Regions from separate parts of the Homo sapiens genome. Here region 1 is linked to region 2. A link is a loop called in an ENCODE intact Hi-C map of the cell type or tissue named here. Cell type or tissue: PC-9. All regions are shown on one strand. Links, peaks and the distances in the headings refer to the core of each region. The heading gives the core; the rest is flanking DNA.

Region 1 (11,109 bases), core at 2,165-10,164, 92 kb before region 2:
ACAAAAAAATGAGCGAGAGAGAATGTGCTGTGTTAAAAACTTTTTTTTTTCCCTTCTATGGAGCTTTTTGAGATGGGGTCTCTGTCACCCAGGCCGGAGTACAGTGGCGTGATCATAGCTCACTGCAACTTTGAACTCCTGGGCCGAAGGGATCCTCCTGCCTCAACCTTCTGAGCAGCTGGAACTACAGGTTCATGCCACCATGACTCACTGATTTTTAAAATTTTCTGTAGAAACAGGGTCTCGCTTTGTTGCCCAGACTGTTCTATGGAGATTCTTAAAACTCTGCCCACTGCAGCCTACTACACTATTTTCTGTAGGTTTTGTTACAAATTTGCTTCATAAAGCTTAAAAATGCAAAGATCAAGTAGTCTGGAATTAATTTGTAAGTGACATATAAGTTCAGACTTCCTGTCAAATTTGACTTCCTCTTCTATTTTTAAAATTTCACTAGTTTTTACTATATATTTTGGTGGTAACTTTGAGAGAAACACTTTGAGAAAAACATATTACCTCTCCCAAGAGTTTACAAAGAATACATATATCACATTTTAACAGTTAATGAAATACTTTACTCATACTTAAACTCATTTAACCTTCACTTAAATCGATTTAAAGTCTCACAACACGTTCGTAAGGTTAAACATTATTATATTGATCAACTTTTTATGGATTAGGAAATGGAGATGTAGGAAGGTTATGTTAAAAGGGAAACTTTAGAAAATTAAATTCAGCAGAGCTTAATTGAGCAATGGATGATTCAAGAATAGGGCAGCCCCCCAAAACCCGAACAGGGTCAGAGCACTGTGGCCTGCAATATGGTCAGGTGGCATTTATGGACAGAAAACAGGAGTGAGATACTGAGACTGCTGGATTGGTTGCAGCTCAGCGTTTGCCTTAGTTGAAGATGGTCTGGTCAACTGGCTCCCTGCGATTGACTAAAGCGTGGCTGTTGTGGTTGGCTGAGACTCAGTGATTTATTATAAAAGTATACAGATGAGGAAAATGAGTCTTAGAAAGGCCAATACGTTTCCTAGGAAACCATGGCTAGTACGTGATGGCACAGTGATGCTCAGTAGGAACTCCGACACAACTCTCCAGGGTTTCTTTTTCTTTTTTTTTTTTTTTTTTGAGATGGAGTGTCGCTCTGTCACCCAGGCTGGAGTGCAGTGGCACGATCTCAGCCCACTACAACCTCCACCTCCCGGGTTCCAGCGGTTCTCCTGTCTCAGCCTCCTGAGTAGCTGGGATTACAGGCGCCTGCCACCATGCCTGGCTAATTTTTGTATTTTTAGTGGAGATAGGGTTTCACCATGTTGGCCCGGCTAGTCTTGAACTCCTGACCTCAGGTGATCCACCTGCCTTGGCCTCCCAAAGTGCTAGGGTTAGAGGCATGAGCCACCATACCCAGCCAACTCCTGGGTTTCTTAGATGAGTGTCTTTAAGTGAGATGCCTCTCTTATGTCCTTTCAACTAAGCAAGGTATATAGGTGCCAGATGAATGTGAATGTGAAAAGACACTTGAGTGTTTGCTTGAGTGTCTAATTAAATTCCCTTTATTTTTATGGCTTTAGACAAGGATATTCACAAATGCATGTGAGTTTGGTTTTCACCTTAGGCAACTTCCATTCTTTTCACAAATGTTTATTGAATATTTATGTTCCATGCAGCATACTAGGCACAGTAGTGAACCAACTGTAGACACAATCTCCCCTCCTGTGACATATTTGTCTAGAGACATAGACAAATAGGTCTTTAAATACCATGTACTATTTGCTCTCATGAGGATTTGTCCAATTTGGGAGAAAGGTTAACTTCTTTAAGCCAGTAGGTGTTTTCCATAACATTTTTTTTTTGAGAATTCACCAGATTTATTGCCCATGGATGTACATCAAATAGTTCTTAGAAACAATAGATATGTTTTTCATTAGATATGCCTGAGAATGTACTAAACATTTGGTGGTGTTTCTTCCTTTGAACATTAAGTGAGTTTCAAGCAGGTATTGCGTTGTTTGCCAACAGAGAAGTCATGCTCAGCCTAGCACATAAAGGAGATTATGACTTTATAATATATGAAGGGAAAACAATAGGTATGGATTTTAAGTAGATAACACTAAAGATGGGAAATGTAAGTACAATTCCCTTTGAAGCAGTGTTAAATTACAAATGCTGTCTACTATTATTTCTTGGATGAAGAAAGTAAAAAAAAAAAACTTGAAACATTAGTTCTGATTTTTCCGGTATACATCATCTACTTAGCCCTACATGTCCAGGGAAGATAAAACATACAGTGGAAGGTTTGAAAAATAATAAACTCATCCGTTGATTTCAATCAGGTAATTAATTTTTTGGTAATGCTTGCTTTACAGATTTGCAGATAAATCATGGCAGGAACTCAATAAAAAAGAATGAAGTGTAGGACAATTTTAAATATTATTATTTATTGCCATCAGTGAAAGTCACTACCTGTGTTTCCTTTTGTTCACTGGACCCTCTTTTAGGCATGACTGCATATCACCTCCTTATCTGCTCTCCTCACAACTGTGATGCTGTCACTCACACTTGACCCAACCTACTTGCTCTTGGCCTTATAAGGGAATGCATGTCTGGTAGAAATCGTAGCATCTCTATCTCAGCTTTGGTTAAGGGTGGAATTCATCTCCAGAATTGTATACCTTCCAGTACTACTTTATGCTGTTGGGCCCAAAGCTGTCCATAACCCACACAACACCACCCAGTGGCTTATGTTCTAGGATCAGAGCTATAAAATCCAGAAGGCTCATGATGCTGCAGGTTCTTTGCCAGCCCATCTAGACGTCCCTGCTACCGTCTGAACTTTTATGTTCTTCCAGAAATCTTATTGTTAGCCAGGTGCAGTGGCTCATGCCTGTAATCCCAGCATTTTGAGAGGCCAAGGCTGGTGGATCACTTGATGCCAGGAGTTGGAGACCAACCAGGCCAACATGGCAAAACCCCATATCTACTAAAAATACAAAAATTAGCCAGGCATGATGGTGCATGCCTGTAATCCCAGTTACTCAGGAGGCTGAGGCATGAGAATCGCTTGAACCTGGGAGGCGGAGGTTGCAGTGAGCCAAGATCATGTCACTGCACTGCAGCCTGGGTGACAGGCTGTCTAAAAAAAAAAAAAAAACAACAACAAAACACTCAAAATCTTATTATTGAAACCCTAACCCCTAAGGTGATGGTATTTGAGGGTGGGACCTTTGGGAATTGATTAGAGTATGGGAGCAGAGTCCTCATGAATGGGATTCATATTCCTATAAAAGAGATACCAGAAAACTTGCTGCTTCTGTCTTCTGCCTTGTGCAAACACAATAAGAAGTCAGTACCTATGAGCCAGAAATTGGGCCCTCACCAGACACTGAGTCTGCCTTGATCTTGGACTTCCCAGCCTCCAGAACTGTGAGAAATAAACTTGTTGTTTATAAGCTACCCGGTCTATGGTATTCTGTAATAGCAGCCTGAATGGACTAAGACTCTCTACTTCTCCACTTCTCTGGGATTTGTTTTTGTGCATCTAGTCCTGGTTTTTTTTTTTTAGACTCTTTCTGTTTAGCTATTGGGCACAGAGTCCAGTATTGCTAAGGCCTCAGTGTTTGCCCCAGGGCCTGGCAAATAGCATTGGACCTCCAGAACCCTGGAGCTCAGGCAAATTTCCTTGAGGCTGAACTATAGTGTGACTCTTCTTAGATGGGTTGTTTGGGATTGGCATCACGTGATGTCCCTAAGCAGGTAGATAGGAAAAAGCTGATGTTTAACAGCCATTTACCATTGTTTTCCCTAAAGACAGTATTTTCAGGCCACTGGCCAAATGCTTAAAACTCCTTGGAGTAAGGCATTGGGTTTGCAGCTCCTTTCTCCCCCTGTGCCACTACTCAGGAAGAAACCTAAGGCAGGACAAGGAAATTGTGTTGTGTTTCCCTGCATGAGTTAGAGACATCAGATTCTTTTTAAAGGCAGCATCATGTCTTGTCATTCCTTAAAGTGGGTGGACCTCAGCCACTTGTCCTGACTTGTTGAGATTTGCACTGAGAAGCAGTATGTCTGAATGAAACTCCTGTCCTCTACTGAGACCTCAGGAAGCCCTGCCTTTTCTCCGAGCCAAAGATCTCCACAGCTCCACCACCTCCAAGAATCCTTTTACAGCCAGCCGCAGTCACCCTCTGCCCGGCCTCCTCTCGCCCCAGCACGCACCCCCACAACTGGCTGTTTCTTCAGTCTCCAAATCAACTTGGAAGGTTTCTTCGGCTGCTTTATTTGTTTTTCTTTTTTGCATGGTGCTCTGCACCATGCAAAACAGTTTGGTTCTCTCCATCACTGAGTGAGGCAGTATAGTGTGTTCATGACAATAGGATTATATCTGACTTGCAGATTAAGTGAAATAATATACGTAAAGCCCCAAGCCCAGCACTTGGTATACATGGTAGGGATGTAATAAACACTAACTTGCTTGATTCTTTCTCTCTCTGTCTCTCTGTGTGTGTGTGTGTGTGTGTGTGTGTGTGTGTGTGTGTGTGTTTCTGGCAGCAAGTGATGTGTGGACAGGCTCTTCAACTTTTGCTTGGTGAGCAGCATGATAGTGTTATGATTAAGAGAGCAGACCTTGGTCCTCTACTGTTTGGGTTCAGATTCATTCTCTAGGTAACTTTGGCTTTGACTAAGCAAACTTAGTCAATTTACTTAGCCTCTATGCCTCCGTTTTTAAAAAGTCTGTAGAGTTAGCACTAAGAATAGTTCCTAGTCATAGCACTGTTATGAACATTAAATTAGTTAATAGATGAAGTGCTTGTAATACCATGTGCCTGGTATGTAGCACTAAGTGTTAAATCTGGGAGAAATGTCCTGTTGTATTAGTAATAAAAGTGGGACCACAGAGGCCATGTTGTATAAAGCAGTGGGCTTTCATTCCTATGCAGCATTAAGGGAGGTGAGTTCCGTCTCTTTGGGAAGACCCAGGTCATATTGGAGCTAAATTCATGGAATAGGGGCTTCAAAACTGGAGTCAAAAATCCCTTGAGTTGTCTCAAAAAAAAAAAAAAATCCCTTGAAGCAGCTTTGCTGGGATCAGTATTTCTGACTCAGTTGAGTAAGACAGACACATTTCTCAAACCCCATCATAAGAATCACCTGGGGCACTTATCAGACACACCGACTAGGGCCTTGCCCCAGACCTACTGAATCAGAGACTTCAGGGAGGGGCCTTGGAATCTGATGTCTAACAACCCACACAAATAGTACCACCTGGAAACACTAAGTCGCCTGGGAAGCTTAAGAAAATGCCTGTTGCCTGGGTCTCATGCGCTGGATGTTCTGATTTGATTGTTTTGGGGTTTTGGCATACAGGCATGGGACCTTTTTTTTTTTTTTTTTTTTTTTTTGAGCTTCTCCACTGTATCTAATGTAAGCCAGGGTTGAAAACCACTAAAATCCTATATAAGTCAGTATTTTTCAGAATCTGTTGGGGGTGCGTGTTAAAAATGTAGATTTATAAGCCCCAGCCTGCTGAATTGGACTCCTGGTAGTTGGGGTAGAATGAGGGTGGGAATAGAGGGAGTGAGGCCCTGGAATTTGCATTCAAAACACTTTCCATATGATTTTTCTGCATGCAGGACTTTGAGAGCTACCTGCTGAATAGTGGTTTCCCTTAGTAGGCATGTGTGAAAATAGCTGAATGAATGACACCTAATCATTGCAGTATTTCCTTTTCTTCTCAACCAATCTGTTAGAAATTTCTTTATTCAAGTCAGGTGCAGTGGCTCACGCCTGTAATCCCAGCACTTTCAGAGGCCGAGGCAGGCAGATCACTTGAGGTCAGGAATTTGAGACCAGCCTGGCCAACATGATGAAACCCTGTCTCTACTAAAAATACTAAAAGTAGTCAGGCGTGGTGGCAGGTGCCTGTAATCTCAGCTACTCAGGAGACTGTGGCAGGAGAATCACTTGAAACCGGGAAGTGGAGGTTGCAGCGAGCTGAGATCAGCCACTGCACTCCAGCCTGGGCAACAGAGCAAGACTCTTGTTTCAAAAAAAAAGTATTCATGTACTGTAGGGAAATTCATTACCTTCATTACTTGCTCTCTTTTGATTGGTATAGAGTTTCTAGTAGTTGCTTCATTTTTAATATATTCTGATTTACCCTGGCAGAAATATATGGGAGTTTTTTATTTACATTCCTGGCCATGTGAAGGTATCAGTTCAGATGATGAAACCTGATCAACATACCACAGAACACGACTGGCTGAACAGGTTGTGTAGTTCGGCACAGAGTAGCTGTATTCTCAAGGCTGTTAAAGCAAGGGTCTGACACCACTAAGTGTTAGTAGTGGGTTGATATCTATTATGGAAATGGATATGTAAAGCAGCCAAAACCCGATGGCATGAAATAGTTACATAGTCAACCTCTCTTGAGATCTAATTCATATTCCACTCACCAATAAACTCTGATACTTGGACTTCCCATATAGCTTGTCTAGACCCTTGCTGTTTAAAGTGGGGTCCATGGGCCAGGAGCACTGGCATCACCTGGGAACTTGTTAGAAATGGAGACTCTCAGACCCCACTCCAGCAAGCCTAGCATGTTGGGTTTGCCTGATGATGTGGCATCCTGTTTTTCTATATCATACTCATTTCTATTAGTGTGAGTCAGCATCCATGAGTTTGATTAACGTCAAGACACTGATGAAGTCATTGCTGAGCTTGTGAGGCTGAGAGCCGACCCTGGGCAGAGGTGAATTTATCAAGAGAATATCCCTAAAGGGGTGGCCCATTGGCTGCCTTCAGGTGACCTCCCTTCTTGTGGGGTGTACTTTAATTTTAGCATTGAGACCCACTACAAATTGCCTCAGATAACAGCAGGGGGCTCATTTCCATTCTGGCATGTGCACTCCAGTGAACTCCCCTTGTTCCCAGATGCATGAACATGCTTCCTCAAGCTGCTTTTCAGCCAGCCTGGACTTCAGCAGTTTGTGAGAGTCTTTGCAAATGGTGAAGAAAGAGTCTTGTTGAAATCCTATTCGGTACATCTGTCTATGAATTATTATAACTTTTTTTCAGGCTGGGTACCGTGGCTCACAACCATAATCCCAGTACTATGGGAGGCTGAAGGTGGAGGATTGCTTCAGTCCAGAAGTTTGAGACTGGCCTGAGCAACATGCAAAACCCCATCTCTAAAAAAAAATAAAAAAATAAAAAAAGCCAGGCATGGCGGTGCACAGCTGTGGTCCCAGTTACTTGGGAGGCTGAGGCAGGAGGATCACTTGAGCCCAGGAGGTCGAGGCTGCAGTGAACTTTGACTGCACCACCGCACTCCAGCCTGGGTGACAGAGCTAAAAACAAACAAACAAACAAAAACAACAAGGATTTTTTTTTTTTTTCATTTTAAAGACTACTTATTCAGAGCAGTTTTAGGTTCACAGCAAAATTGAGAGGAAAGCATATGGGATATTCCATATACTCCCTGTCCCCACACATTCATGGCCTCCCCTGTTCTCAGTATTACCCACTACCTCTGGTATGCTTAATAGTTTTTAATTGAAGTACATGATTTATTCACACTTCGTTAGTTTTTTTTAAGATTAAGAACATTTATTGCATTTATTTTCTTTTTTTTTTAAATTTTTTTAGTATTTATTGATCATTCTTGGGTGTTTCTCGGAGAGGGGGATTTGGCATTAGTTTTTACCTGATATCATTTTTCTGTTCTAGGATCCCATCCAGGATACCATACTCTATTTAGTCATCATCCTTCCTTAGGCTGATCTTGGCTAAGTTTTTCAGACTTTTCTTGTCTTTGATGACGTTTTAATTTTGGGGAGTACTTTCAGAGTATTTTTAGACTGCCCTTCCATTGGGATTTGGAATTTGTTGGATGTTTTTCTCATGATTAGATTGGGGTGCTAGGATTTTAGAAGGAATACTGCAGCAGAGTGTCTTTCTCCTCACATCATATCAGGGGTACCGACTACCTCTTTAAAGACAATATCTTCAAATACAGTCACATTTTGAGGTGCTAGGGGTTAGGACTTTAACATGTGAATTTTGGGGGAACACCATCAGGTCCATAACACTCCTCAAAGGAGTCTCGGATAGATACACATTTTTGCAAAACATTAACAAGAAAGGGCAATCATTAGTTATGTTTGTTTTTTTTTTTTTTTTTTTTTGAGACAGGGTCTTGCTTTGTCACTGAGGCTGGGATGCAGCCTCAAACTTCTGGGCTCAAGTGATCCTTCCCCTGCTAGCCTCCCAAGTAGCTAGGACTACAGGAGTACATCACCATGCCTGGCTAATTTTGGTTTTTGTTTTTGTGTGGAGACGGGGTCTCACTATGTTGCACAGGCTGGTATTGAACCCTTGGGCCCAAGTGGTCTTCCTGCCTCAGCCTCCTAAAGCACTAGGACTACAGGTGTGAGCCACTGTGCCTGGCCTGGTTATGTTCTTTGGTTTGCCTTACTGACACTACCATTATTGCCATGAGGCAGAAGTCTGACCCCTCTAGGACAGTCTAAGACACAGGCATCTGGGGATGGGGACTTGGAAAGCAGCCACTTTGCAATGGGAATGCTATGACTGAGGATTCTCGGCTATGGGCAGCATAAGACCACTGGGTACCCAGTGGGTATGAAGGAAGTGAGAAGAGTTTCAGGGCAAGCTGTATAAGAGGTTATGTGACATTAAATAGGAAGTTTGTAGTAACCTACTTTTTATGCAACATGGCTCTGCCTGTTATTGAAAAGCATCTTACTTTAGCTGCTTGACCACTGAGAATCTATAAGAATGACCTCAGGGTCAAATATATGTAAGAAAATTGGGTGATTCATATTGCAACAGTGACTACTTCTTTGCGTACCTGCCCCTCAGTATGAGGTAGAAGAATCTCCGTCCCTGTTTTTAGCTTAGGATTATTTAAGAGACCTCCTGGCTTGATGCATACCTGGCCAGAAAGGGAATGAATGACTGTTGTGCACTGAATGCATATCCCTGCATCATAAGTCCAGTTTCTGAAGCTAAGTTTGTTATGACCTCTTGGACAACAGATCCCACCAGTAAATGTGGTTAAATGTCTTTAGCTTATTCAGCCATGGCAGAAGGTAATGGTGTCGAGTTTTTTGTGTTTAATGTCATACACTCATCATCTAAGGCCGGTAACAACTTGGGACAACATAAAAAAATGAGGTTGATTCAAGTCACAGAGAGAAAGTTTAAATGGAGAGAGCCTGAACTATGTTGCTGATTTCTTTTCTTTTCTTTCTCTCTGATGGAGTCTCACTCTGACTCCCAGGCTGGAGTGCAGTGGCACGATCTCGGCTCACTGCAAGCTCCGCCTCCTGGGTTCAAGCGATTCTTCTACCTCAGCCTCCTGAGTAGCTGGGATTACAGGTGCCTGCCACCACACCCAGCTAATTTTTGTATTTTTAGTAGAGACGGTGTTTTGCTGTGTTGGCCAGGCTGGTCTCAAACTCCTGATCTCAGGTGATCTGCCCGCCTCAGCTTCCCAAAGTGCTGGGATTACAGGGGTGAGCCACCGTGCCCAGCTGCTGATTTCTTAATCTGTGGCAAGGACTACTAGTTGCCTTTCCAAATTCCATTTTCAACTTTTCCTTTAGCAACAGAACATTAGCTTAGTTAAAGGCTATACTCAGCCTCCTTTGCGGTCAAGCTGATGTAAGTCAAAGTGTTGTGGGAAGCTCCAGAAAGGCTATTGAACTTGGCCCTTTAAGAAAGGGTAGACATTTTGTTTCTTTCTCCTTTCCTCTTTCTGCTGGTCTCAGATGTAATGGCTGGGATTCTAGCAGGCATCTTGGACCGTGAAGTGATATTGAAAATAGAAGCCTGACGTGAGATCACAGAGCAGGAAGACAGAATAAGCTCAAATCCTGAGTGACTCAAGCAACTGCAAGGCATGCATGATTGTGTGCAGACTTGAAAAGTTTATTTATTTAAAAGCTTTATTTATTTATTTTTTGATACAAGGTCTACTCTATTGCCTGGGCTGCTGAAGTGTAGTGGTGCAATAATAGCTCACTGCAGCCTTGAACTCCTGGGCTCAACCGATCCTCCTACCTCAGCCTCCCTAGTAGCTAGTACTACAGGCACACAACACCATGCCCAGCTAATTTTTGTATTTTTTTGTGTAGAGATGGGGTGTTGCTATGTGGCTCAGGATGGTCTCAAATTCCTGAGCTCAAGTGACTCTCCTGCCTTGGCTTGTTAAAGGGTTGGAGTTACAAGCATGAGTCACTGGGCCTCGCCAAAATTTTTTTAATATGAAAGAGAAACCCCTCCTATCTTAAGACACTGTTCTTTTTTTTTTTTTCTTCTGAGATGGAGTCCTCTCTGTCACCCAGGGTGGAGTGCAGTGGCACGATCTTGGCTCACTGCAAGCTCCACCTTCTGGGTTCACGCCATTCTCCTGCCTCAGCCTCCCGAATAGCTGGGACTACAGGCGCCCACCACCACGCCCGGCTAATTTTTTGTATTTTTAGTAGAGATGGGGTTTCACCATGTTAGCCAGGATGGTCTGGATCTCCTGACCTCGTGATCCGCCGGCCTCAGCCTCCCAAAGTGCTGGGATTACAGGCGTGAGCCACAGCGCCCGGCCTGAAGTAATTTTTGAGATTGGAATGATAATGTGGATATCAGCAGATTCTGAGACTCAGAAAGCATCCAGATAATGACACTGTCCCTGAAGGCTGCACTCTCTGGCTTTACTTCTGAGGAAATAAGTGGAACTCCAGCCTTCCACACTTCCCTCCCTCCACCAAATTGAAAGGTACTTCTCAAAGTAATCAGCGGAAATTACAATGAGCTTAGCAGCAGAGAGCTGGAGGCTAAATAAATGTGCCTTTAAATTTGACCTGTAGGTGAGCTGGATTGAGGCAGAACAAGGGTGGCTTTTAGATTTTTATTTTCCCTGAGCACATTTAATGCACGGGTAGCTGGGGAGAATCAGTGGGGGATAAAAACCCAACCTGATTTCCCAGGCTATCAATTCTGTCTACTTGACAGTGATTTCTCCCTTCCCTAGAGTGTTTTATAGGTTCTGTTAGTTGCAACCCTTTTTTCAAAGTCTTAGAATACTAACCT
Region 2 (11,109 bases), core at 1,851-9,850:
AATTTGTGTGTGTGTGCAGACACACATGTAGATGTGTGTGTGTGTATAGATATATATACTGTACATGCTTTGTTTATGAATATATATTCTTTTACATATATATCCTTTGCTTTGTAAGTGAAGCAGTCAGAAAGTTAGTATAGACAGTTTTTAACAATTTGTGTCTGGGCATCCTGTGTTCAATTTATTGATTAGTGGCTGAGTGCTACAAGTGAGATATAACGTTTTTTAGGGAAGTATAAAAGGAATATCTGTTTAGAAGTGATTTAAGAAAATCATGGAATAACTTTTTTGGTAAAAAGGTAATATCGAGTATGTAAACCCTGTGGAGAGATATATTATTGACTTTTGTAGGGTAAAAAGAGCTATAGTGGAGAGAAATTGGACTAGTTACTAAGAATATTGTTGATCTGTGTCACTTCAGAATTGTTTTTAAAATGAGTCTTGGGTATTTGGGTGTATCTTTCTATGCATAATCCTTCCAGGAAAGACACTTCCTTTTTGACTTGCTTCTCAGGTGTCTGATGGGTCAGCAAGTCTTAATAAAGACCACAGTGTGTGCCTGGCCCCATTCCAGGCTGGGCTGGAGAGGAGAATAAGAAAGGCCCGCTAGTGCTCTTCTTATGGAGCTTCTGGTCCAGCAGAGAGACAGTCAACTTATAACGAGTCAGATAATTATAAAAGTGAAATGCAAGAAGTGGGGCAGGCAACAGGAGCTGTGTCTGCTATGAAATCTTAGTGAATTCATGCACATAAAATCTATTAAACATAAGTGAATAGCTTGGTGAAATTTCAAAAAAAGTCCATGACATTTATCGGATTCCTGTATTCTAGACCTGTGCTGACTAATCCAGTAGCCACTAGCCACATGTGGCTATTTAAACCTAGACTGATTTAAATGAAATTAAAAATTTAGTTCAATCATGCTAGTCAGTAATTGCTGAGTGTTCAGCAGTCACATGTGGCTAATGGTTACCAGACCGGACAGCACAGAATAAAATACTTCCATCAGTGCAGAAAGTTCAAATGCATAGTGTTTTAGAATTTTCAGTAAATGGTAGCCACTAGGCACTGACATTTTGAGTATCTAATGTAAGGGGCCAGTGTGCCCAGGTAAGTGGATCAGGACAGGCTATAGTGTCTGTCTTGCAGTTCTCTAGAGCAGAGCTTAAGTAGTCTTCTCATTTTCTTTTTTTCTTGCTTCTTGCTTTCTCTCTCTCTCTCTCTCTCTTTTTTAAAACCTGGTTTTCCTCTGTTGCCCATGCTGGAGTACAGTGGTACAATCACAGCTCAACTTCCCAGGCTCAAGCGATCCTCCCACCTCAGCCTCCCAAGTAGCTGGGACTACAGATGTGCACCACCATGCCTGGCTAATTTTTAATTTTTTTTTTTTTTTAAAGAGAGGGTCTCTCTATGTTTTCCAGCCTGGGCTCAAGCAATCCTACTGCCTCAGCCTCCCAAAGTTCTGGGATTACAGGTGTGAACCACCACATCTGGCTTCATTTTCTTTGAATAGACATTTTCTCTTTGTATTTCCCCCCTCCTTTGTTCTCCTTATCCTTTCCCCACTCTATCCCTTCTCTGTCCTTCTGGTTCTCTTTATCCAGTTTTACTATAAAAGCATTTTACTTTTGTGCATTAAAACCAGACAAACCCATAATGAGTCTTAAAAATTACAAAAGGAGGCCAGGTGCAGTGGCTCACGCCTGTAATCCCAGCACTTTGGGAGGCTGAGGTGGGCGGATCATGAGGTCAGGAGATCGAGACCATCCGGGCTAACACAGTGAAACCCCTTTCTACTAAAAAGACAAAAAAATTAGCCAGGCATAGTGGTGGGCACCTGTAATCCCAGCAGGGCTTACACAGCCTAACCCAGGAGGTGGAGGTTGCAGAGAGCTGAGATTGCACTACTGCACTCCAGCCTGGGTGACACAGCGAGACTCCATCTCAAAAAAAAATAAAAAATAAAAAAAAAAGAATCAAATGTTCTCTATCAACTTGCTACTGTCTTTTTCAGTGATAAAAATACGTGGTAGTGGTAATTGATAATCATTTTGAGTTGAAAATGGAATAGAAGATTATATTGGAGATATGGGTAGCTGCATCAGTTTACATAGGCCTCCTCCTTTGAAAGTAAATACCACACACATGAATTGGACTGTACCACCTTCATTTCTAACTTGCTTTAGATCAAGATTTTATTGCATACAGTTATAACATGTGGCTTATAATCTATATATTACTGAGTATACCACAATGGGGTTCATTCACATATGCTTGACTAGGTTCTATCTCAATGACTACTACTTCCTTCTGCCTTTTAAAAAATGCTTAATTACACAGGTAACACATAAATATACTTTGCTTGTTAAAAATAATTCTGATTAAGCCTGGTTCTCTTTGTCTTGCTGCTATTTATATTACAACACGTGATTCTTCATTCTTCTCTGTCTTACCAAATGCATTTAAGTCTAACATTTCTTCATCTTCAAAGGATGGCAGGAATGTAAGCTCTTTCCTCTGAGTGCTTCCTTGTGCAGGTCTAGCTTACAGAGTTGGCTGTGCTCCATGTACCTGCCTTCTTGATTTTTCCAAATTGGCTCAGCTGTGATTATGCCTCCTAAATTTTATCTATGAAGAGTAGCCTCCTTAGTGACGCACTTAATGCCCAGTTCAAGTACAATTGAACCTCAGTGTCCATGGGTTCTGCATTTGGGGATTCAACTGCCCATGGAGAATACTCAGAAAAAATATTTTTACTGAACACGTGCAGACTTTCCTTGTCATTATTCCCTAAACAATATAGTATAATGAGTTACCTAGCATTTGCATTGTATTAGGTATTATAAGTAATCTAAAAATGATTTGAACTATACAGGAGAGAGGATGTGCATAAGTTATATTTTAGTACTACCCCATTTTATATCAGAGACTTAAGCATCTGAAGATTTTGGTATCTGCGGGAGGTCCTGGAACCAGTGCCCTTCAGATACTGAGGGATGACTCTACTGTTCCCTTGTATAGGAAATGGTAGAAAACGGCAGCTTCCCTTTCAGTGTCATGGAAGCTGGTGAGAGACAGTGACTCAGGAGGACTTGTGGCTAGAGGTGAACACACTAGGAGCCAGGGAAAAGTAAAACTTTCCTCTATTGCATCATCTGGTACTTTTAGCTTTTGCTCTGCAGAGCTTTTCCAATGTACTTGATCTTGTAATCATGTCCAACATGAAATTATGAGAGGCAGGACACAGATTGTTTATTCCAATAGCATTACTTCAGGCGAAGCCCTTGCTTGAAGTTAGTAGCCCTGTTAAAAAAGGTGATGTCTAATTTAAGCAGTTCCCATGTAGTGTTATTGAAGTAGCATCCATCACTTCCTGGGAAAGTTTGAACCATTTGTCTGGCCTGTGCGAATTTTGAGTGGTGAGTGCATATTCCTATTTGAATAGTACCTGCCATTACATGGCCTGAGAGTTTTAACTTCTTCCAATTGCTAGGTGTCAGTGGAGGGCAGGGAAGAGCTTCTCACTCACTAATCTTCTTTCTAAGCCCTGGAGCACTGAAATGACCAGCCTGCCTTTTACTGCTAGTGCCGCAGTGTGCACCAGAGAAAGGGTGGGTGCAGCTGAATGGAGGCTTCAGAATTTCTGTAAGAAGGGAGTTAGGGCAGGGCATTCTGGAGACCTGGGGTGGAGGTATGGTGGAGGAGGGATCGAGTACTGGGGAATTTGAAGCTATGTTTGCAAAATAAATACAGTTTTTACTCAGATTGCATATTTAGTTGGGTGGCTTTGGGAAAGTTGGCTACAGTGATAGGGAATCCAGGTGTTCTTCCCAAATCCTCTGCCTCCACTTGCCATCTCTTAACATTCTTCCTTCCCATTATCATGGTGGGAAGCTAGGGCAAAGGAAGGGTGAGAATGCCCAGGCAAGAGGCCATATTCCTGTTACTGTGGTGTAAGGATCTGAATGGGAAGGGATGAGTGTGTCTGTAATAACCTTTGGCTGCAATACGTGTTGGCTGGAGAAAAGTAAACCTTTGAGATGGTGGGGTTAGAGGAATCCGCCAAGCCAGAGTTAATAGATATTTTTGAGTTTCCTGGCTGAATCACATTTTAGAAAGTAGTTAAAACTTTGTTTTAAAATGTACTTAAAACTGTATAAGTGGGTAATAAGGTTTCTAAGAAAATTCTTTAACTAATGGCACATAGAAAACTAAGCCACAGTGAGTTGAATGTGTCACATGAGTGTATGGATATGTCCCTTTTTACTTATGACTGAGTGGAGGGAGAAAAGACGGGATGATATATGGAAAGATGATCTTGGTTAGATAATGTACAGAGACTTCTATAGCACATGTGAAACAAAGACCAGTGAAAGCTGCCCTCTACAGTGGACTGCGAAGATCAGTGGCCCTGGAATTCCATTTCTTGCCTTCTGCCTCTCAGACAGTGATGCCCACATATGGTTTCCAATCAGGATTTTTAATCTAGTATTCAGGTGAGAGACTTCAGCTTGTTAGTTTCACTCAGGTGAATGGGTGAATGTGCTGTTTTTCTCCTCTGTTAGGAAGAGCAGCTCTCGTTCTCTGCGTTGTGAAAACATTTTTAGTTCCTATGTTAATGTGATTAGACATTGATCCGCACAGTGAGTGTTATTTCCCCTGCCCTGGATTTTGCAAGTCATAGCATCCCCCAAATTGCCCAAACCTTGACAGGTTGTAATGATCCACTTACTAGTGGTCAATTCCATCTCCAGATGTTCTGATATGTTTTATTATTTGTTCAGCCTGTTTAATTTTTAAAGCAACTGTAGCAGAAGCATGATTTGAAGGACCAAACCTAAGTAAAGTCTGGGCGCTTTTTCCTTCTGTTTGGGCTTTCCGGACTCTGATGGGTAGCAGTTCTCTAAAGCCTATCCCCAATTTCTGTTTCATTTTTTTAATTGAGTCTTTTTTTCTTAACTAAAAAGCAATATACATTGTATTTATTAACACTTCATATGGGAACACACACCACTTTTGGCATAAATACTTTTGTGGTGAGCAGGCTTCACTTTCTGCCTCCCTTTTTTGCTTTGTTTTTTTCTGAGAGGGGGTAAGGTCAGTGTTAGTGTAGATGGTGATGCTTGTTTAAATATTATGATCGTGGTTAATACTGATTAACAGGTGTGCCTCACTTTTCATTTCTTCTTGGTTGTGGACGTTAGAGAGATTAAATCACAGTTGTGTGTAACAGTTACAGCACTCCCGTGTGTAGGTGTGGTCTGGCTTCCCTGGATATGCTCTGCTAGGGATGAAATGGAAAAGCAAAGACATTCAGCTGAGTAGGAACTGAGTGTTTTTGTTTTGTTTGTTTGTTTTTTTAGACAGAGTCTTGCTCTGTCGCCCAGGCTGGAATGCAGTGGTGCGATCTCGGCTCACTGCAAGCTCCGCCTCCCAGGTTCATGCCATTCTGCTGCCTCAGCCTCCTGAGTAGCTGGGACTACAGGCGCCTGCTACCACGCCCAGCTAATTTTTTGTATTTTTAGTAGAGATGGGGTTTCACCTTGTTAGCCAGGATGGTCTCAATCTCCTGACCTCGTGATCCACCTGCCTCGGCCTCCCAAAGTGCTAGGATTACAGGCGTAAGCCACCTTGCCTGGCCAGAATTGAGTATTTAATAAGGATCATAAGGTTCATTTTTATCAGAAATGAAACAAAACAAAATAGTGATTGTGGACAATTAGTAGCTTTTGTTGTCATTATTCTGATATTATTGCTCTTATTCTATTAACATGAAACTGAATTTATTTTATCTTTGAATTAAAGTTTGGGTGTTTTCCCCCACCTTTGGAAAGAGTTTCTAGAATGATCATGAGGACCAAAAGTTGTCTTTTGTGCTTGGATAGGAGAGAGAAATTTCTGTTTAACAATAAATAAATTAGCACAGCTTTCAAAGAAGAAGTAGCAAAAATTAACTTTAAATTAAAGACCATTAAGTAGTTGATCTCAGGGTAGTGGTCTCTTGATAGCTGAGAATATACCTAGGGAGCTTTGCTTTTACTGCTCGAATATGGATTTGGTTAGTAATGAATTAGAAGCCACTGAATAAAATAAATGTCTGCAGTCTATGCTGACTGAAATTTAAAAAATGAATAAATAGAGAAGGGACAGCTTTTTCTTACAGTGGAATTTTAATCACCAAGTACAAAATGAATGATAGAAATAGAAAAATCACTAAGCAAATATTACAGTAATAATTATTTTTGGCAAGAATTGTCAGTGGATACAAAAATTAGTGGGCAAAGTTTGATTAGAAACAGGATTTTGCGTAGTTTCAGAATATCTCCCTACAAGGTAATTGTTAATTCCAAATGATAGAGAAGCTGGCAGATACCACCTTAACCACATTAAAAAGTTAACATACTATGCAGCCATAAAAAATGATGAGTTCATGTCCTTTGTAGGGACATGGATGAAGCTGGAAACCATCATTCTCAGCAAACTATCGCAAGGACAAAAAACCAAACACCACATGTTCTCACTCATAGGTGGGAATTGAACAATGAGAACACATGGACCCAGGAAAGGGAACATCACACACCAGGGACTGTTGTGGGGTTGGGGGAGGGGGGAGGGATAGCATTAGGAGATATACCTAATGCTAAATGACGAGTTAATGGATGCAGCACACCAACATGGCACATGTATACATATGTAACAAACCTGCACGTTGTGCACATGTACCCTAAAACTTAAAGTATAATAATAATAATAATAAAACCCACCTCAAATCACACACTAAAAAAAAAAAAAGTTAACATCATCAATAATGAGACATGTTGTCCTCATGTAGCTCCTGATGGCCCCAAGGACACGTCTGTGATATTCTTGCCAAAAATTCATAACCTGAATCTAATCATGAGAAAGCATCAGACAAATCCAAATTAGGGGAACACTGTACAAATAACTGGCCTGGACTCTTCAAACTCATCAAAGTCACAAAAGGCAAAGATAAATTGAAGAACTGTCCCAGATTGGAACGTCAAGGAGATACCACAGCTAGGTACAAGTTGGTTACCTGGATTGGATCTTAGACTGAAAAAAAGACCTTAGTGGAACAATTAGTGAGATTTGAATAAGGCCCGAAGATGCTTTAATTCTATTGTATCGAAATATAAATGTCATTATTTCAATACTATGATTATCATTAGGGGAAGTTGGAATGGCATTTAGCAACTAAATTTAGAAAGTGTTATTAGGGGAAGTTGGGGGAATGGCATTTGGTAACTCTCTATACAAGTTTTGCAACTTTTTATATAATGGTCTGGTGTGATTTTGAATGATTTGGAAATTCTCGGTTGGCAGAAAGAAGATAAATGCATACCACAAGATACCTCTTCATAATCTCTTTTATTCTCTAGGATTGTCAGGTGTAGCAGTCAATTTTACAGTACTTGTGAATATCCTCAAAAAATTGATTGTAGCCCTTTTACCTGCAGCCTGATTTAGTCTTCTAATAATCATCCTAACACAAGTATTAATATTTCAATTTTACAGTTGTAAAAATGGAGGTCTTGAGCAATAGTGACTTAGCTCCAAATGACAGTGGAACCAGGAATTTAACCTTTTGTATCATTTGTTGTTGTGTTTTTTTTTTGTACAGCTCTCATCTAAAGCCAAAAATATAATAGAAATATTTCAGAAAATTAGTTCTAATCTGCAAAATCCAACAGACAACATCAAGGGGTAGATCTTTTGTAAATCTTATGTTTATTGCTTTCTAAGTAATTTCAGCCTCTTGAGTGTAGCTTCTGTATGTCCTGTCTCATTGTATGCTAGGCTTCCAGACCAAAGCTTTACTCATGGTAAGCTGTCAACAAATATTTAGAAAAAATGTGACTGGGTGCAACTGGCTCATGTCTGTAATCCCAGCACTTTGGGAAGCCAAGACAGGAAGATCACTGGAAGCTGGGGGTTTGAGAGCAGCCTGGGCAACATAGCGAGACCCCATCTTTACAGAAAATTAAGAAATTAGCCAGTTATGATGGTGCATGCCTGTAGTCTCAGCTACTTGAGAGGCTGAGGAGGGAGGATTGCTTGAGCCCGGGAGTTTAAGGCTACCTGAGCTATGATTGTACCACTGCACTCCAGCCTGGGTTGACAAAGTGAGACCTCATCTCTTAAAAAAACAGTAATACAAAAGATGCAAGTCTAAATGAGGGGAACTAGGGAAGAGAATGGTGCATTCTATGGGTGTCTTCATTCCAAAAGGACCAAATAGAATGAGAAGCAAAGTAATTAACTTCTTGTAATCACAGCTTTCAATTAAAAAATTGATTTACCTTAGTAAGTCTTCGTTCCATACAAACCTTTGACTTAAATGAGAAATCCAAAGTACCATAAAAGACAAAAAAATTAGAAATCTATGACTTCCCTGTTGGCAGTAGTATGTACTCCAATGAAATTTATTTTTCTAATTTAAAATTAAACATCCATCTCTACAGTTGTTTACTTTTTACTGCATTAATTTCTGTCATTTTTCACATTAACATTTCATCTGTATCTAAAACATCTTCCGTTTGCCTTGTCTTCCATAAACTGTATTTGACATTTATATAAATTGCTCATCATTGAAAAAGAATCAGAATTTTTAGGGGTTGACTTTGAAGGATTTAAAAGGAGGTCATCAGTCCACAAACTATTTTAGATGAGGGTGAGTGGGGTACAAGACTGTCTTCTGGAATCAAAGAAGGTGGTGGTTAAAAAAAGATTCATAGAATATTATTGAGGTCTCTTGGGCCCAGATGGTATCACCCCCCAAGTCATGTTGGTCCAGAAGCTGACGTAGCATTTGTTTGTCCTCCACCCATGATGAATTAGCGACAAAGTCAGGAACTGAACTCTGGTTCCTAAATGCCTCCTATCACTTCATTTGCTTGTACCTTCTGTCTCCAACTCTGAATTTTATTTGAGACATCTTTGTCTTTCAGGAAAGATGTCTGGGTAGCATTATAACAGATGAATAAAGTTGACTTTCAGTGTAATAAAAGTCCAACCACACTGTTGAAAGAACTATGGTAAAATACATATAACATGATATTGCGCATAATTTTTTTTGTAAAGATTGCTAAGGAGCTTTAAGGTACCAGATGAAAATGCAACATTTTCTCCCCAACTGGAGAAAGAAAATTTGGATAAAAATGTTTTTATAATTAAAGTTATGTTTTACCACACTTTACTTGGAATGAGGAAGACCAAACTTGTTTTGTGGTCCTTTATACATTTTAGCTAATTTAGATTCATTTGCGAAATAAACAACTTGAGATTATTTATAAGGGAAAGGATTAGATTTTGAATGCATTATAAAAGGTATAATATTTGTTAAATACAATTTTAGCTGCATCATTTTCTTACTCCAGTTTTCTCAAAGCAGATGTCCTTTCCTTAGTTGCAAGAACGTCAATGTAGGTGTGTTTTGTGCCAAAAAAAGGTGATAGTTTAGAGTTGGAGTTGTCAGGGCTAAAACTCTGTCCTGTATGAACTTACTGGATGTCTGGAAGGCTAATATCAAATGTGATTTGATTTGATTTATATATGATTTATATATGAGAAAATCTTTATTTTCTCATATATAAATCTTTAAGTTATGTCAATATATTTACATTTGACATCAATGGAATTAAAATGTTTAGAATGCTGGTTTAAGAGCAGTTAGCTTTTCCTGCATCTGCCTTTAAAAATAACTAATTTGAAATGTCATTCAGTTAAGTGTGAATTGTTGTTGTTTACTAGTAAACCTTTGGTTTATGTTGCCATCTGAAATGGAAATAGGAGTCTAGTTGCAAGAAATATTTTAGGCATTTCTTTTCTACCAGAGTCTGAGATGTCAATGTCCCATAACCGAGGGCTCTAGGAAGTGACTCTTGTCAGAAGACATGATTTTTATATTGTTTAAAAGGTACTCTTTCCTAGGTGACAAATGACATTTGCATAATTCCTGAGATGCTGTCTACCTGACTTTAGTTTTTCAGGATTCCAAAGCTAGAACTTTAATTTCAAAAAATTCTTAAATGAAGATATAGAGAAAGGAAGCATCTTTAATACAGGAATATGAATAATTTTAGAAGTCCCTGTAATAAAATTTTGTTGTCTGGTCTTGGTAGCCACTGACTGAAGGTAGAAGGTGATCAATGAGTTTTGTAACTGCTCCCTTCAGCAGTGATTCTCAGCTATGGTGGTGGAGTGGGGATGACTTGAAAATTGTTGCATGTGTTTTACTACATGAACAGTGTGGAGAAAAAGAGGTTTGCAAACAATTGGTGTAGAGAAAGTATAATAAGCAAAGCCAGAAAGAGAAATCAAAAGGCTGGTAACTCAGGGCACTATGATGACTGAAGTCTCAACCTTTTATGTCTCTGGTTTCAGATTGCCTGTTTGGTACCTGTGGACCAGTTTCAACTTTATCAGAGGTTAAAATTTGAAAGAGGTATGAACTCTTCTTTTTTTCCTGATGATGAATGTGGTTTTACATGTGTCATTTTTACACTAACCCACATGGAAGATAAAGGCAGCTATGGGCTGTCAACAAAGCCTCAAGGGTACTCTAAAAGGAGAATACTGTAATTGCAACATAAAATTTCAAGCCTCTAAGCTACCACCAGAAAAAAATGCAGACTAGCAGGAAACAGAACTTTCCTTATGTTGTTTGTTTTGTATTTTTAATTTGGCTCATGTAAGAAAGGTTTTGCAAAATTTAGATGGCTTTATAATCACAATAATACAAAAGAAAGTGACCCTCGAAATGGGTTTTACCACTAATTTTCGATTCTTGAAGATCACTTCGAAACATTACCAGCCCAAACATTTTTACTGCTCCTCAGAATACATAACACCTGTTTTTTTGATACTACTTTTGTAATCATGGTAATAACAGAGTATGGATATGTATCATTCTTGTGCAATTTACAATGTATTGGACTGATTTTCTTTCTGACTTTGGGCTTGGGGTAACATATAGCTTTTCTATTTAGCTATAAGAATTATATTTTTACTTCATTTGGCTTTTGACAGGTCTTTTTTAGGAGACCTTTCCCTCTTGTCATACCCTAATCTATTTTTGAGGTAAAT

What was found. Hi-C counts contacts between places; a loop is a spot of excess contacts. Peaks named below come from ENCODE experiments on the same cell type or tissue, not always from the same donor. Only the 100,000 strongest peaks of a DNase experiment are listed, where the experiment ranks them.
Region 1: it touches region 2 in a loop (8-fold over the local background); 3 of 110 quality-filtered maps call a loop at or near these places.

The regions. Positions count from the first base shown.
Region 1 is chr6:18,337,240-18,348,348 of GRCh38, forward strand. No RefSeq gene overlaps it. Among named protein-coding and RNA genes, the nearest start is that of RNF144B, 45 kb to the right of the region's middle. In PC-9, for the core only: no CTCF peak of the experiment used is centred there; DNase peaks (open chromatin) are centred at 6,232 and 6,662; H3K27ac peaks cover 1,914 bases.
Region 2 is chr6:18,429,277-18,440,385 of GRCh38, forward strand. RNF144B (ring finger protein 144B) reads left to right here. Exons shown (of 8, transcript NM_182757.4): 4 at 10,408-10,468. Among named protein-coding and RNA genes, the nearest start is that of RNF144B, 47 kb to the left of the region's middle. In PC-9, for the core only: no CTCF peak of the experiment used is centred there; DNase peaks (open chromatin) are centred at 2,495, 3,115 and 5,255; H3K4me3 peaks cover 996 bases; H3K27ac peaks cover 4,436 bases.